2 separate regions of the Homo sapiens genome follow, and region 2 is linked to region 1. Evidence: chromatin loops called from intact Hi-C (ENCODE). Cell type or tissue: IMR-90. All regions are shown on one strand. Links, peaks and the distances in the headings refer to the core of each region. The heading gives the core; the rest is flanking DNA. Region 1 overlaps NSRP1 (nuclear speckle splicing regulatory protein 1). Region 2 overlaps BLMH (bleomycin hydrolase).

The links. Peaks named below come from ENCODE experiments on the same cell type or tissue, not always from the same donor. Only the 100,000 strongest peaks of a DNase experiment are listed, where the experiment ranks them.
Region 2: a loop joins it to region 1, with 3 times the contacts of the local background. A loop is called at or near these places in 4 of 110 quality-filtered maps.

The regions. Positions count from the first base shown.
Region 1 is chr17:30,186,227-30,189,041 of GRCh38, forward strand. NSRP1 (nuclear speckle splicing regulatory protein 1) reads left to right here. Exons shown (of 7, transcript NM_032141.4): 7 at 1-249. Among named protein-coding and RNA genes, the nearest start is that of SLC6A4, 48 kb to the right of the region's middle. In IMR-90, for the core only: no CTCF peak of the experiment used is centred there; no DNase peak of the experiment used is centred there.
Region 2 is chr17:30,269,569-30,272,383 of GRCh38, forward strand. It overlaps BLMH (bleomycin hydrolase), which reads right to left. Exons shown (of 12, transcript NM_000386.4): 10 at 1,703-1,820. Among named protein-coding and RNA genes, the nearest start is that of BLMH, 21 kb to the right of the region's middle. In IMR-90, for the core only: no CTCF peak of the experiment used is centred there; a DNase peak (open chromatin) is centred at 1,723.

The sequences.
Region 1 (2,815 bases), core at 308-2,807:
TGCACTCCAACCTGGGCAACAGAATGAGACCCTGTCTCTAAAAAATTTTTTTTAAATAAATAATTTAACTCTTCTAATAATGTTTTGTTGCAGGAAATGTATTTCAGATAAAATATGGATTTGAAAAACAGAAAATATACTTTATGTTCTGAAATTTGTATTTAAGTATAAAATGTGAATCATCTTGTCTAAATAGCTTACAGCATAGTTGGCTTAAATGAAAATAAAATGATATGCTTATACATTTTATTTATGCATTTATTTTAAAATAATTTTACTCATGTCACAATTCATCTTTTCGCTTTTAGTAGAAATTAATTTGTAATTCTGAAACCTTGACAAGTTAGTAAATTGGTTATATATGTAAATCACTTTTAGTTAAAGGTGAAGCTGTGGAGACATTAGCCTAAATGAAATTAGCTAAAGATCTAGGTGGCCTGTTTCTAAACATGTCTTGTTTCACCTACTCTGAAAAAGATAGTGCAGTTTATTACAAGTTCCACTTGTGTATAAAAATAAAACTAGTATCTTTCTTCTGAGTCTTTGAAACTCAGGAGAAATAATTATACACTGTAAATATTTTATTTATGGGGAAAGATGAATGCTGTGGAGAAAATAGTTCTCTACTAGGTCTTCCCATTAAGAAAATGCTGTTCATATATCTCACAATACTCTACCTAAAGAGCACACTTTCTTATTTTTAGAAGGATAAACTTGGTTTAATAAGAATGCTGACTAGATGAAATATATTAAGGGTCAGATTTAGAATTTATAAATCATTTTATTGTACCTTTAAAACCAGAAAGGAAAAGTCACAGGAAAGTTAACGCCCAAATCTCTGACTGATAGATTAAATGTCAGTTACATCCTAATACTCTAAAGTCAATCAGTGACAGTGACAAACCCCCAAAATCACTGACTTGGTGTACAAAAAGGGAGCAACATAACATCAGTATGGAAAGGTAAAAGGGTGACATCATGGAAGGACCATGAGTGACAGAAAAAATCTTTAACTTTGGTGGGGAGTATGGTTTCTTTCTTGGGATTGTTTTATAACTAGAGCCATGCATTGGGAAGATTAATTTGATCGTAGTGTGCAAGGTAGTCTAGGAGGAGAGACTGATGTCAGAGACATCTGATGATAAACTCAGTTTCCCTCTCCCAGAGGGAAAAGCTCAGAGACTTTTACAAAGCCGCTTGGATCCTTAGATAGGAAAGCTATAAATTACTTTTATTAACCAACTTAATTTGACATAAATCAGGATGAGAGACTGCAAATGAAGAGTTTTCTTCTGTCTCCTCCAAATATACAGAATGTTGGTTTTGCCTCTCTGGTATTCATTCCCCCTTTTCCTGGTAACAGCAGGATTTGCCTTTGAGAAAACACACCTTTACTACTCTTAGTCCACGGGTTCAAATGGGGCAGAATAGCCTACAGTAAGGGTATGTGACTCAAGCTAGGCTGATGCTGGTCATGTTGTCAGAATTTACAGAAAGATGTTTTCTGTTGTCATTGCTGATTATGGCGATGAGGTAAGTCTGGAGTTTCATGGAGAGTGCCTTGCTGCCTGGCAGAAAAAAAACCCACAACAAGAAAGCCAGACAGAGAGAAGAACAAAAAACCTGATGATTGCTTTTGCATCTCTGGCTCTAGTGTAGCTTTTTTTTTTTTTTTTTTTTTTTTTTTTTAAGACATTTAAACCAATACTTTTCCCTTTTTCTGTTAGGTTAGTTTGAATTGGATTTCTGCTGTCACAACCCAAAAAGTCCTATTTGATACAAGGTTCCATTCATGATAGCTCTGTGCCAAAAGTTACCAGAACACTCTTAGTAAATTTTTTTGTTGTAGTATAAGGTTTAAATTGCACATGGAGTTTACAGCTTAATGGATTCACACAGTACACCTAGTTTAAAAAGACATTACCTGTGCCATAGGAGCTCCCCTTAAACTTCTCTCCCAGCCTACTCTTTCTGATTTTTAGCACCTTAGAGTAGTTTTGCTTGTTTTGTAGATTCTTTACTACTACATTCTGTTGATGGACATTGGTTATTTCTTTTTGGGGTTATGAATAATAATATCTTCTAGGTAATGTATCTTCTAGGTACATTCTTGCGCTTGTCATCTAGTACATACATGTATGTTTTGGTTGGGTAATTCTGAGGAATGGAATTGCTGATTCATAGGGTATGCTCATGTTGAGCTTTAGTAGTTAACTACCAATTAGTTTTCCAGAATATTTGAACTAAAAGGCACTCCCTCCATCAATGTATGAGAGTTCCAGTTGCCCCACATCTTGCTCACCCTTGGTATTTGTCTTCTGGCTTTTTGTCTTTTAGCTACTCTGGTAGGTGTTGTGGTATCTCATGGTTTTATTTTGTGGTTCCCTGATGGCTCTCACATCTTTATTAACATTTAACATTTGGGTATCTTGGCGGGGGTTGGTATTTGTTTTTGAGACAGGGTCTTTCTCTGTCACCCAGGCTAGAGTGCAGTGATGCAATCATGGCTCACTGCAGCCTTGACCTCCCAGGGTGAAGTGATCCTCCCACCTCAGCCTCCCAAATAGCTAGGACTGTAGCTGCATGCCACCACGCCTGGCTAATTTTTTGTAGAGACGGGGTTTTACTATGTTGTCTAGGCTGGTCTCAAACTCCTAGGCTCAAGCAATTTCGCCTGCCTCAGCTTTCAAAGTGCTGAGATTACAGGCATTAACTACCTTTCCACTCCCTGCTTTTTTTTTTTTTTTTTTTTTTGAGGGGGGTGTGGAGGGGAACTATCTGCCTTTTCCTTAATCCAGTACAGGTTTTGTTTTGT
Region 2 (2,815 bases), core at 162-2,661, 83 kb after region 1:
CCTTTTGCTGTTTTAAAATGACTTTTCTTGATCTACATAAGTAATGCAAATTATACTCCACACATTCTCCTGGGTAACCCTAAAAACCTGTTTCTTGGTGTGGGAGTCTCGCTAACTACAGAGCTGAGATTACTGACGAATGGAATAATGAGGAAAACAGCTCGCTGGTTTACAAGACCTCAACCTTTACATTTATTTATGAAAACTACATGAGGATCAGGAGTATCAGCATTAAGACTGCCTCTTAAGTTCAGGGCACCTTTACACCATACTGTGTTTGATCTCATATAAAACTGAGAATACCTCAGAGTTCTACTACTTAAAGCACTAGCCTTATAATTTGCAGGAATGTAATTAAACCTTTAAGACCAAGTTTTGAATACAGAGAGAGCACAGGGATCTTAGATGCTGTGGGGTTGAAAGGGCACCCTTCAAGTGAAGTAGTTGGAAGAGGTGAGAAAAAGGTACAGAAAGAAAACCCCATCCCACTCACAATTCTGCATAGAGTATAAAAAGCAAATCAGGACTTTTAGATAGGCTAGTTAGGAAAATGTGGCATAATGATATGCTAAGATATTTCTAAACATTTTAAAGATCATAAATCTAGTGGATAGGATAGCAAAAACAATTCTCTATCAAACCATTTTCTAGCTGGGTGCGGTGGCTCATGCCTGTAATCCCAGCACTTTGGGAAGCTGAGGCGGGCAGATCACCTGAGGTCAGGAGTTCGAGACCAGCCTGGCCAACATGGCAAAACCCCACTTCTACTAAAAATACAAAAAAATCAGCTGGGTGTGTTGGCGGGCACTTGTAATCCCAGCTACTCGCAAGGCTGAGGCAGGAGAATCTTTTGAGCCCCAGAGGTGGAGGTTGCAGTGAGCTGAGATCACACTACAGCACTCCTGCCTGGATGACAGAGTGAGACTCCATCTCAAAAAAAAAAAAAAAAAATGATTTTCTAGAACAATTTATATAAGGTAGTTATTCTGTGACTTTCCAGGAATTAGGCTAGAAAGAATATTTTTGCTTGTGGTGGTAAAGAATTAAAGTAGTTCAAGTTCTTCCTTCCTGATGATCCTGAGCACAGAGGTGAAAATATCTATTTTTACTGACTGGAAGTGAGGAGTTTATTTGTGAAAGATAAAATTTCAGTTGTTTCCAACTCTATAACCTATAAAAAGTGGTATTACTATACACACTATTTCACAGGAAATTCAAAATACTTTACATCCAATTTCCTGAAGCTCTGCATATAACTAGAAATGGGTATGGAGTCCACAAATTACTGTTATTGACATTTTACTGCAAAAGAATCTGAATGACAAATGAAGGGAAATCTGAACATAGGTCATCAAGATATGAACACTTTCAGGGCACATTTTGATTCCTTATAAAGTAGAAGTTATCTTCTCTCAAGTTCCCTTGCTGACTTCTCTTTAAACCATGACCTTCCAAAGTTACAGAAACAGTTACTTGGTCGCTCCCTGCTGACCCAAATTCTCCTCATAGAAAGTTCCTATTTTTATATTACCTCTAAGCACGCAGCCAAGCCCCAAGTGACGCAGGTACGATGTCTTACTTGGAAACTAACTTTTAACAGAAATCATATACACTATGAATGAAGCTTTGTTGGGTAAACAGTCTACAGGAGAATGTAGATCCATCTGTGCAAACACTCCAGCAGGCATGCTGAGGGTCATACCTTCTCTGAGACAGCAGTGAAGGTCATGGCGTGGGTCATAAGTGACTCACCAAAAGTCAGCCTCTCCGCTTTATTCATGTTCTTCAAGGAGACACCAAACACTAACTCATGGTCATAGCTGTAAAAAGAATGATAGTACAAAATAAAGGGAGTACGATCATGGGGAAAACTGGCTTTTGGTTGTAAAAGGAATTCAGAAGAAACTGAAGGGGCTCAACAGCTCCAAATAAATAAGGCTCTAGCTGTAGCTCTTCAGAAAGAATATGGAACATGCAGAACTTAGTCTCTCAGTGGGAGTCCATTCTCTATGTGTCACAAGAGTATGCAGGAAAAAAAGGAGATGATTAAACATAAATTCTCCACATCAGAAGCTGACAAGTTTACATTGTCATTTAGGCAAGAAAACTTTAAAAAATAATGAAAAAAGCGTTTGAAGTAACTTCTTAGAAAACTGATCTCTTTTGAGCTGGTGGAACCAACCAGTTTCTGAATTCATTTAAATCACTGCTGATTAAAATTTAAATAAATAATGTCCAAAATATTGGGGAATATTTTTGCATAAGCACTACACTCACATTGTTAAATACAAAGAAACAAAAGGCAAAATACATGTGAGAGAGGTCCTTGCATGTTCTAGTTAGTGTGAGAGACACACTTGGGAGTTGCATGTACCTGTTTTCAAAAATTTTTTAAACCTCATTAATTCTTTTTTTTAGCAGATTTCTCTATCAAGATATTTACTCAACTTCCTACAAGTAACAACTATTTATAAGTAACCCTAAAATAGAGAATGGTGAACAGTCAAGGAATCCTATATGATTTAGTTTACAAATTAACCTTCATTGTCATAAATGACCAGGAGGAATGCTATAAAGTATGCATGCAAATTAGTCCCACTTGTCACAATGACAAAATACAAAGTTACCAAAGTAACATAGCAAACGGGGGCTCTGGAAAATCTTTCATTACACTCCCAAATGCACTGAACACATTTCCGCAATAGTCAATTATTTTTTTAAAGTGTCTTTCTCATAGAGGATGGCTTTTTAGGAACGCCCAACGATTTCCACTCAGATAGAAAGTGGGATTTTGATGTCCTGGGTTAGAGTGTTT